Regions from separate parts of the Homo sapiens genome. Here region 2 is linked to region 1. A link is a loop called in an ENCODE intact Hi-C map of the cell type or tissue named here. Cell type or tissue: chondrocyte. All regions are shown on one strand. Each heading gives the region's core, and the rest is flanking DNA. Links, peaks and the distances in the headings are about the cores only.

Region 1 (5,678 bases), core at 541-5,540:
CTCACAATCCCTCCCGCCTACTCATCATCCTCAGTGGACGTAGCCCTCTCACTTGAACGTACACCCACATCACCTGAAGGGTAGAATCACCTGGAGAGCGTGCTTACCACACATGGCTTGCTGAGCAGGGCCCTACACCTCTGGTCTCTGATTCAACAGGTGTGGGTGAGCCTGAGATTTTGCATTCCTAACCCCTTCTCAGGTAAGGCTGATGCCGCTGTCCAGTGACCCCACTTTGAGAGCCACTGAGCTGGAGAATGAGGTATGCAGAACCTGATTCCGTACCTCATTACTCCGTGGCCACCACCCCTCCCCATCGGGAGGCAGCTCCTGCTGGGTTATTGCAATAGGCTCCTCACCAGCTTCCCTTGTTCAGCGCTTTCTTCCCTACAGTCGATTCTTAACACAGCTGTGAGTGATTCTTTTACCACAGAACTAGGATCCTGTTCTTCCTCTCCTTAAAATGCTCCAGTGGTGGGCCAGACATGGTGGCTCATGCCTGTAATCCCAGCTCTTTGGGAGGCTGAGGTGGGAGGCTGGCTTGAGCCCAGGAGTTCAAGACCAGCCTGGGCAACAAAGCAAGACTCCATTTGTACAAAAAATAAAATAAATATAATTAGCCTGGTGTGGTGGCACACACCAGCTACTCAGGAGGCTGAGATGGGAGAATCACTTGTGTCCAGGAGGTAGAGGCTGCAGTGAGCCACGATTGTGCCACTGCACTCCAGCCTGGGAGGCAGAGCAAGACCCTGTCTCAAACACAAAAATCCTCCAGCGGTGTCCCATCTCATTTAGGATAAAACCTGCTGGCCTTACCATTTCCTCTGAGGTTTATTGATCTGGCCCCTGCACCTCTGCGCACCTTAGGGCCTTTGCTATTGCTGTCCTCTGGCCCCCCCATCCCACCACCACCCCACCCCCCACAATCCCAGATATTCACCCAGCCTCTTCTCTCACCTCACTCAGATCTCTTCTCAAATGCCCTAACCTAGATAGCAACTTCTTCCCTCTTCCTTCCTTTCTCTCTAGCTCCTTAACCTGCCTCACCTTTCTTTGTAAGCTGTGCTGTTATGTGAAATTACCTTGCTCATGTATTTGTGTACTTGATTATTGTCTATCCTTCCCTCGCCATTAGAATGTAAGACCATAAGGGCAAGGCTTGGATGTTGATCAGCGCCCACAATGATGATGGCATATCGGAGGCACACAGTGTTTGTTGAATGAATAAATGACACCCTAACTTCCTAATATGGCACATCATCTCTCCATGATCTCTGCCCACCTCTCTAGCCAGACTTCTTGTTCCTCTCCAGAGAACACCCCAACCACACTCAACCTGACTTACAAGTCGGAGGAGGTGACCCAATCATTGACACCTCCAAGCTTTTGCACACACTGTGCTTTTGTCTGAAATGCCCTTTCCTACTTTGTCAGTCTAGGGAATGACTTACCCATATTTTCAGTTGGACTTGAGCGCCACCTCCTGATGAAGCCTGCCCAGGTTCCCACAGGCAGAGCTAAGCCCAACCCCTACACCTCTCATCTCATCTAGGTGCTTGTCCATCTGTGTCCTCTCCATCCACTCAAGGGCAAGGGCAAGGTCTTCATCTTGCATCTGCGGGAGCTGGCACAGAGCCTGGTTCATGGTACATGCCCCAGGAATATTGGCTGAATAAAAGAAACAATGAGCAGAAATCAGCCAAACCCCCTGAGTTTTATTTCTCTTAATATTACCCTTAAAGTGACAGAAATGATAATGCTAATTATCTTTAAAGCAATGCCTGAATATATGAAAGAAAAGTGAAATTTTATTTTTCTTTCTTTTTTATTTTTATTTTTTAAGGCAAAGTCTCACTGACTCTGTCACCCAGGCTGGAGTGCAGTGGCATGATCTTGGTTCACTGCAACCTCCGCCTCCTGGATTCAAGTGATTCTCCTGCCCCAACCTCTGAGTAGCTGGGATTACAGGCACCTGCCACCACGCCCAACTAATTTTTATATTTTTAATAGAATTGGGGTTTCATCATGTTGGCCGGGCTGATCTTGAACTCCTGACCCCAGGTGATCCTCCCAATATGCTGGGATTACAGGCGTGAGCCACTGTGCCCGGCCTGAAAAGTGAAATTTTCTAAACTTTCCAGGATGCTCTTGAGGCTCCTGACCCCCAAGTACTCCCTCATAGCTTGTGGGAGCCCAGGCAGAAGTCCAGGGAGTGGAGCAGGCACCAGGACCCCACCAGCTTCCTAGCAGAGCTCCACCTGAGTGTCAGGCAGAGGTGGGAGTGAACCCCACGGGAGGGGAGGTTTCAGGCTGACCCAGCTGACTCTAGGATTGAGCTTTTTCCTCTAGGAGAAACACGCAACATCCTCCGCCTTGCCCTCCTCCAGGAATTGAGAAAATGTGTGGGGACACTGCTTTCTTATCACCGCGGAGTTGTCTAAGTTGAATTTTCCCAGAGAAGTTAGCAGCATTAGTATCAGTAAAATGAATGTGCTGAATGTTCAACTTTTTCTTTTTTTCTGTCTGTTTTTGGTCTTATCAGAAACTCCAAAAATAAACATTCTTTCTCAGGCTTGACCCTCACATGGCCTTGGTGTTCCCCTTCTGAAGAAATCAAACGCAACAATGGAAGGGCTTTGCACAGCCCTGGCCACATGGCTCCCCTCCAAGGCAGGCCTGTCCTCTGATGGACGTAGGCGGCCAGCCAACTTGTGATTTAAAAGTTGGCACTTCATGTAATTGCACTAAAGAGAAAAGAGATCCTGGTGGGTAGACACAGGCTCTGGATTGTTAGAAAATTACGTTTCTCATTATAAATTGTGATTTTAAAGGCAATTGTTTCACTCCTAAAAGAGGGCAAAGAGATAACAAGACTAATGGACAGATGGGCAAAGACTAGGATGATGATGGTAGTGGTGGTTATGTTGAGGAAGAAGATAATTTTTTAAAATCAAGAGAAGTAGTGTCAAGCTTAGTGCTTTTTTCAGACCTACAGATGTGAAATCAAAGTGGCAGGCACCATGGGGATCTTTGCTAAAGATAATAGAGGCCCATCTGATGCCCAGCCTAAGGTATGGCTCCCTCTAGTGGTCAGAGGAATTTCTGCATTGGCTCCTTCACTTGTAACAGACGCTCAGGCTCCAGCTTTTGATGCAAGCCAGCCAGGAGTTGAGACTTGGTCACTGGGTTTCCAGGGTGTAATTTTTCCCACTTTCACCTCCTTCCCTATCTTCCATGGCCTCTGGCTCCCAGCCCTACAATTTTCCAAGATCTCCTTCTATAGGTCCCAAACTAACATAAATAATAATATTGATTTGTCCAGTAACCTAAGGTTTACAGTTTGCTTTTGCATCAATTATCTGAATCCTATCCTTGTAAGGTAGATGTACCCATTTTATAGGCAAGCAGATTAAGTCTCAAAAAGGTAAAGTGACTTGCTCAAAATCACAAAACTAGTTAAATTTAGCACTGGGAGTTAAACTGGTATAGTCTGAGCCCAAATCATGAGCTTTTCCATTTACATTGCAGCAGCCTTCAAAAGGGGGAAATTATATGGTTGATTTGAAATACAGAGAAGTAGAAAAATGCTATGAATTTCATCATTTTCATAAACATCACACGGGGAGAAAATGTACTTAAATGAGACTTGCCTCTAATCAAATATGTGACCTTGGCCCTGAGGGGCTGATTCATGTAGGTTCAATAGTACTATAATCTACAACTTGATTGCAAGGTTAAGGTCTACTAAAACTGTTGGTGGGAGTTAGAAACTCAAATGGCCTAGGAAAAGCAATAGCCTTTCTGTGAGCCAGGCTGGGACACACTCCCTAACATATTCCTTACTTGTTCCAGCATACCTGAGCAATAGAGAGCCTCCCTGCAGGCATCTTGTCATACAAAGGGATTTTTCAGCTATGGACATCCCAGAATAACATACAGTGACTCCAGAATCATTACTTGCAGGTACCAAAAGTTTTCAGTAAAATGGTGAATCCCAAAGTTCTCCCTGGTTTACCTTTGCCTATCTCTAGCCTTCATCCTCTTCCTACTTCCCCAGGCAAGACCCTTAAATAGGCTCTTCACAAAAAAGGATTTACAAATGGCCAAGAAACATATGAAAACATGCTCAACTTCATAAGTCATACACAAATGCAAGTAAAACCACAATGTCAACCCACTGCACACCAAAGAGAATGGCTAACATGAAACAGACAGGTAATACCAAGTCTTGGCAAATAGACGGTGCAACTGAAACACTCAGACATTGCTGGTGGGAGTGTAAATGGCGCAATCACTTTGAAAAAAACTGTTGTCATACACCTTATGACCCACTCCTAGGTATATACTCAACAGAAATACTTACACATATGAACCAAAATAAAGGTACAAGAATGTCATAGCAGTTTATTCCTAATAACCTAATAATGAAAACAACCCAATACCCATCAACAGAATAGATAAGTAAATTGTGGCATATTCAGACAATGGAATATGATAAGGGAATTAGAATAAACAGATTGTTGTTACACACAACACAGATGGATCTTACAAAAATAATGTTGAGAAAGAAAGTAAACACACAAACACAAAAATACATGTACAGTGCGGATAAGTCTACTTATAGGAAGTTCAAAGCCAGATGAAAGTAAGATATGGTCAGCATAGCAGTTATCTTTTGAGTGGGGGGCATAAAGTGGGCTTCCGGGATCCTGATAATATTCTGTTTCTTGACCTGAGGGTTGATCACCTGGGTGTTTTCACTTTATGATCATTTATCAAACTATATTGTGACAATTTGCTTCCTTTTCTTAATGTATGTAATCCTTTGATAAAAAGATTTTAAAACTCTATGATTTTAATAGAAATATAGGATGAGTATTTTTAAAATCATGGTGGATTGGAAATGTATGGACAATCTGGCATATTTTCAGGTTGGCTGAGTAGCCTGGCTGATGACTAGAGTCATTGGTAGCTGGAAACAGCTATGGTACTGCAAATAGGAGTTGAAATAGGAGTCAAAACACAGTGCAGATGGCAAATAGCAGGAACAGCATGTGGCTGGCTGTTGTTGGTCCAGACCATGCCTGCACCTGCAGATATCAATCACTGTTATGAGCCTCATCCAACATAAAGGAAGACTTTCACAGACCCAAAGAAGTCTCTGCCAAAGCAGGTGCCTGCTGCCCATATTTATTCATTTGGTGTCCATCTAGCAACCTATCCAATGCACTGTTTCTCAAACTGGGGCCTGAGGATGTTCCAAATGTTCATTGATGGAAGATTCTTGGGGGCCTATGAACTGTTTCCTGTAAAGGAGGCCATAAATAACTTAAGTTTGACAGTATGGAGATTCCTCAAGAACTAAAAATAGAACAACCCAGCAATGCCACCACTGAGTATCTACCTAAAGGAAAAGAAATCATTATACCAAAAGATACCTGCACTTGTATGTTTATGCACTATTCACAATAGCAAAATCATGGAACCAACCTACATGTCCATCAGTGATTGACTGGATAAAGAAAATGTGACATACACACACACACACACACACACACACACACACACACACACACAGAATACTACACAGCCATAAAAAATGAAATCATGGCTGGGCGTGGTGGCTCACGCCTGTAATCCCAGCACTTTGGGAGGCCAAGGCAGGCAGATCATGAGGT
Region 2 (5,678 bases), core at 334-5,333, 970 kb before region 1:
TCCAAATTATTTATTATATCCTGAGTGTGTAACAGATACTGGGGATATAGCAGTAAAAATAAACAAAAAAATTAGACAAAATTCCTCTCCTCATGGAACTTACACTCTAATAGGAGAGAGATAATAAAAACAGATAAATGAGTGAAATAACATGCATATGTACTCCATTAGCTGGTGATAAGTATGGGGAGAAAAAAATAAAGCAGGCAAGGGGTACTTGAAATGGGGACGGCCCAAGGTGGTCAGGAAAAGTTTCCTTAAGAAGGTGACTTTGAGTCACGACCTAAAGCCATGTGGACACCTGGGGCAAGAGCATTTCCACAGAGGAAAGAGCCAGTGCAAAGGTTCTCAGATAGGAAGGACTGTGACCAACAGTGGGGAAACAACCAACAGACCAGAGCGGCTGGAGTACAGAGCAAGAGGGGGATTAACAGGCAGCGAAGCCAGAGGTAGCGGACAAGTAGACCAAGGAGGCCCTACGGATTTAACTGAGGGAGGAGGGAAGTCTCTGTAGTCCTCTCACATTTATCTAATCCAATAGAAAAGAGCAGTTTTCATGCCTGTATACTTACACTGAGGCCAAGGATATAAAGGTCACAGCCAAGTTAGTGGGCCCAGTTCCAGGTCACTCTAAATTTGGAGGGAAGCCTGGATTAGCTGGGCTAGTTTTGGAGTGGGTTCAGTTCAAGTCTACAAAGGGGAGCTTTCTGGCTTCTAATGCTGGGAGCTACCCAATGCTTACTATGGCACAGAGTCAAATACCTAGGTTGGCACACTCTCAGGAGGTTGAGAAGGCATCAATTTTGGAAACACATCTCCTGTTTTTTTTAATTGAACATTGATGTTAAGACTCCTTAGTAAATTGGTGTATCAGCTATAAAACTCAAAAGAGCTGTGTTTTAGTACAGGTTGTGTATTCCTTATCTAAAATGCTTGGGACCAACAGTGTTTTGAATTTTTTTTCCCCAGACCTTGGATTGTTTGCATTTATACTTAGTGGTTGAACATCCCAAATCTAAAATGCTCCAGGCTGGGTGCAGTGACTCATGCCTATAATCCCAGCACTTTGGGAGGCTGAGGCAGGCAGATCACTTGAGGCCAGGAGTTCAAGACCAGACCGGCCAACATAGCAAAACACTGTCTCTACTAAAAGTACAAAAATTAGCCAGGCATGGTGGCGCACGCCTGTAGTCCCAGTTACTCAGGAGGCTGAGGCATGAGAATCGCTTGAACCCAGTAGGTGGGGTTGCAGCGAGCCAAGATAGTGCCACTGTACTCCAGCCTGGATGACAGAGCAAGACTCTTACAGGGTCATGTTGGCACTCGGGGTTTTCAGATTTTGGAGCACTTCGAATTTTTGGATTGGGAATGCGCAACCTATATGCCAAATACAGTAGTCAAATCTCAATGAGTTATCATAAATGGTACTTTTTTTTTTTTTTTTTGAGACGGAGTCTTGCTCTGTCACCCAGGCTGGAGTGCAGTGGCGCGACCTCCACTCACTGAAAGCTCCACCTCCCAGGTTCATGCCATTTTCCTGCCTCAGCCTCCCGAGTAGCTGGGACTACAGGCACCCGCCACCACGCCTGGCTAATTTTTTTTTTTTTTGTATTTTTAGTAGAGATGGGGTTTCACCATGTTAGCCAGGATGGTCTCGATCTCCTGACCTCGTGATCCGCCCGCCTCGGCCTCCCAAAGTGCTGGGATTACAGGCGTGAGCCACCGCGCCTGGCCCATAAATGGTACTTCTTAATTTCACATCTGAAAAATATAAAGAGAGCTAAACTGATAAAAGAATGAGTAGTGCTGGTTTTCTCAAAAGTACTGTGACAAAATGCATGAAATGGTAAAAATCAGGTTGATAAAAAATTCTCTATTCAAAACACTGACCAAGGTTCTATCTTGAAAGTGCTTTCCAATCATGTAATAAATATAAGAAAAATGAAGACTTTTCAATAGTCTGAGTCTTTAAAAAAAAAAAAGTCAACTCTAAATTATTTCAAAAAGCCATGATGGAAGTAGCAAATCCAATATAATCTAAACATTCAAATTATTTCTATATTGCTGATAAAATCATACCTTAAACATCCCAATATCATCATCCCCTAAAATACGGCAAACAAATCAAGTTGTTGCCCATACTTCGTAAAAATCTAGTGATTGAATAAAAGTCAGCATATATACAAAAAAAAAAGGCAAGAATACACGCAAAAGAAACTAAAGGGAGTGGGGTAAAAATAAAAGGCCACCAAATTAACAGAAGAAAACTTAAATACATCTTTATTTATTTATTTATTTATTTAATTTTAAAGACAGAGTCAGACTTTCACTATGTTGCCCAGGCTGGTCTTGAACTCCTGGTCTCAAGGGATCCTCCTGTCTTGGCCTCTCAAAGTGTTGGGATTACAGGCATGAGCCACTGCACCTGGCCTAAAATATATCTTATGTGGTGTATTTTAGGCCAGGTGTGTGAAACTGACTATTTTTTAAAATTTGGGCAGTTGGTCAATATGTATCAAACACTCAGTGAAAAGTCTGAAAAGTGGTTAGCTTACAGAATTTAACTGCTGCTATAAAAAGATATCCTATAAAACACGTTGCCTTTATTTTCTCATCTTCCCTAGCAGCTCTATCAACTATAACAAACAATACTTTCTCTGCCACTTGGTGGCGATATGCACACATTTAAAATTTTACTCCTTTCACAGTTGTCTTTATTTTCAGAGACTGTTTCAACCACTGATTTCCTCAAATCTTGAGATGATGTCTGAAAACTGCCTTACAGATTCAAAGAAGGCTTTTTATCCATTCCAATATATAAAATAAATTAGGTTAAACAGAATCCAAACTCATGATATTTGCATTATCTTGCTACCTTTGCAGAATCATCACTAACCTTTGATGATTATTCAGTTCACAAGGACCATATTTAGGAACTTTTTGCATGCCACAATTGGCCAATTAACACAAATCTCAATATGACTTCAGAATCAGTCTAAATGACTTTACTGTTCATTGTTTTAACAGCATCATTACTGCTACTGCTTAATTACTTCCTTCAAGAAAGCTCTAGATAAAATAATCTTTTAAAAAGTTTATTCTTTAACCTAAGATCTTACTTAATGAGAAATTAATCACTAATATAAATGGGGTACTAGATGTGCCATGCAAATAAATACTAGTTATTAGGCACCATATTTAACATCAAGAACAATTTTAAATTTGGAGATAAAATTTCCTAACCAAGTATTTTTAAGCATCACTCACTGGAGTTATTTTGTATGCCAAAAAGACACAGCCAAGAGGACTGTGATCATGCCCCCAGGTAACCTCACGCCTTACGCCTTTGCAACTCTTCAAAAAGGCCTGAACCAGGATCGGCAAGAAAGAAGACAGATCCTCTTCCCACTGTGCACTCCACCACCAAGTAAGAGCCCAGAACACTTCTCTGAATCCAGGGCAGTTTGACAGACATCCAGAGGGCTAGATTAGCATTAGCAGTCCTTTACTACTAACACCTGTTTTTTAAAAAAATCAAGTAAATTTAATGGGTTTCCCCTTTATCATAAAGTAATGCAGGTCTACTTTGAAATTTTTAACAATACAAATCAGTAAAAATATAGGAAAGTAGTTACTCTGGCCTTTTCATCATTTTTGTTCATTTTTTAGAGGACTTCAAAGCTTAGATTGTTAAAGCTTTCTTTTGACTGGGGTTTTAGACCAGCTAGGCCATGCCCAAATAATACACAGAAATTGAAAATAGGCTGGGTGCGGTGGCTCACGCCCGTAATCCCAGCACTTTGGGAGGCAGAGGCGGGCAGATCACAAGGTCAAGAGTTCGAGACCAGCCTGGCCAACATGGTGAAACCCCGTCTCTACTAAAAATACAAAAATTAGCTGTGCGTGGTGGTGGGTGCCTGTAATCCCAGCTACTTGGGAGGCTGAGGCAGGAGAATCATTTGAACCCAGGAGGCAGAGGTTGCAGTAAGCCAAGATTGCACCACTGCACTCCAGCCTGGGCAACAAGGCGAGACTCTGTCTCAAAAAGAAAAAAGAAAAATAAAAGCTACTACAATAAAAGATATGGTTAAATTTTCCATTTTAACTTGACAAACCACTACAGCTCTCTATATATGTTGGATCTTTTTCTTTTTTAGACGGAGTCTCACTCTGCCGCCCAGGCTGGAGTGCAGTGGCACCTCGGACCTCAGGTGATCCGCCCACCTTGACCTCTCAAAGTGCTGGGATTACAGGCATGAGCCACCATGCCGGGCCGTATTTTTTAACAGTAACTAACAAACAGGAACCTTATCTGGACTTTAACACAATTTTCTAAATAGGTCTTCCCCTTTTGTTATCTCCAACGGGCCTCAGTTATACATCCCGGTATTAAATGACACAGTGACTTTTAAAACTCCTAGTAAAGGTCCTTTTGCATAAAACCTAGCACACAATAGCCAATCAGAAATAAAGAATAAGTGAATTCAATTGTACTAAAATGCATCTTCAAAAATCCAGAGAAAAGAAAAGCAGCTTGCCTAAATTTGAAGCTATATGATAAACACACATCTATTCATAATTCAATTGGGCTAGCCCAATCTCACCTAGGTAATGGAAAAGGGTTAGTCCTAGGCAAAGTTAAGTTTACAAAGTTTAAGTATTTAAAGGATCTTTTCCTCCTCAATCCCTGCTCTAGATAACCAACACTCAAACGCAAATGGAATGGTATGGCAATTAGGGTAGTAAAAAGGGTAAATATTTAAAATTAGGCCCTCAAGAGTTCCAACCCTAGCTCCACAGATTCCTAACTAATGTCAACCTGGACACATTTAAAGTCTCTGATTTTCAGATTCGTTGCCCACAGAATTTGGATCATAACATGACTACTTTACAAAATTGTTACGAGGATTACAACTTTAAAATATTTATAAAGCACTTTGGGAATCATGTCTGGCTCATGATTGGAGCCAATATGAAACTGTTTCTACCTCGGATTCACTATGAGGTGCACAGCTGGCCTTTTAGATTCTTCCTCCATAATGATGGGTGTTAACTTTTTCTGTTTTGCTTAAAAAGCAGAAAACTTGCTATAAACACACACTAAATTTTATTTATGAAAAAAAAAATACTGAATTTCTAATATCAACTTCGTGGGAAAAAAAAAAAGGACCACTAATTTGAGTTGGTACGCTATGTCCCAAACTACAGATACCAACTTCTTCCCATCTTTAACCCTAAATCAGTGTTTAAGTTGTATTAGTAAAGTACGATAAAATAATCAGAAATTTAGTAAGCCTGAATAACAGTACCTGGCAGTATGAATCTTAAATATTGTTTTCACTTGTTCATCTTTGAGGATTAAAACTACCAATTAAATAGCTTTACCTTCTTGGCCAAGCACGGTGTCTCATGCCTGTAATCCTTTGGGAGGCTGAGGCAGGCGGATCACTTGAGCCCAGGAGTTTGAGATCAGCCTGGACGGCATAGTGAAACCCCGTCTCTATAAAAAATACAAAAATTAGCTGGCCATGGTGGTGAGTGCCTGTAGTCCCAGCTACTCAGGTGGCTGAGGTGGGAGGACCACCTGAGCCCAGTAAGTGGAAATCATACCACTGCACTCCAGCCAGGGCAACAGAGACCCTGTCTCAAAAAAAAAAAAAAAAAAAAAAAAAAAAAGA

Evidence for each region. Hi-C counts contacts between places; a loop is a spot of excess contacts. Peaks named below come from ENCODE experiments on the same cell type or tissue, not always from the same donor. Only the 100,000 strongest peaks of a DNase experiment are listed, where the experiment ranks them.
Region 2: it touches region 1 in a loop (7-fold over the local background); 9 of 110 quality-filtered maps call a loop at or near these places.

Annotation. Positions count from the first base shown.
Region 1 is chr4:25,437,520-25,443,197 of GRCh38, reverse strand. LOC105374536 (a long non-coding RNA gene) reads right to left here. Exons shown (of 4, transcript XR_925494.3): 2 at 1,452-1,668. Among named protein-coding and RNA genes, the nearest start is that of ANAPC4, 63 kb to the right of the region's middle. RefSeq lists a silencer at 1,408-1,517. In chondrocyte, for the core only: CTCF peaks have their summits at 1,488 (motif pointing left), 2,839 and 3,079 (motif pointing left); no DNase peak of the experiment used is centred there.
Region 2 is chr4:26,407,882-26,413,559 of GRCh38, reverse strand. All of the region lies in intron 3 of RBPJ (recombination signal binding protein for immunoglobulin kappa J region), which reads right to left. Among named protein-coding and RNA genes, the nearest start is that of CCKAR, 80 kb to the left of the region's middle. In chondrocyte, for the core only: CTCF peaks have their summits at 2,450 and 2,662 (motif pointing right); no DNase peak of the experiment used is centred there.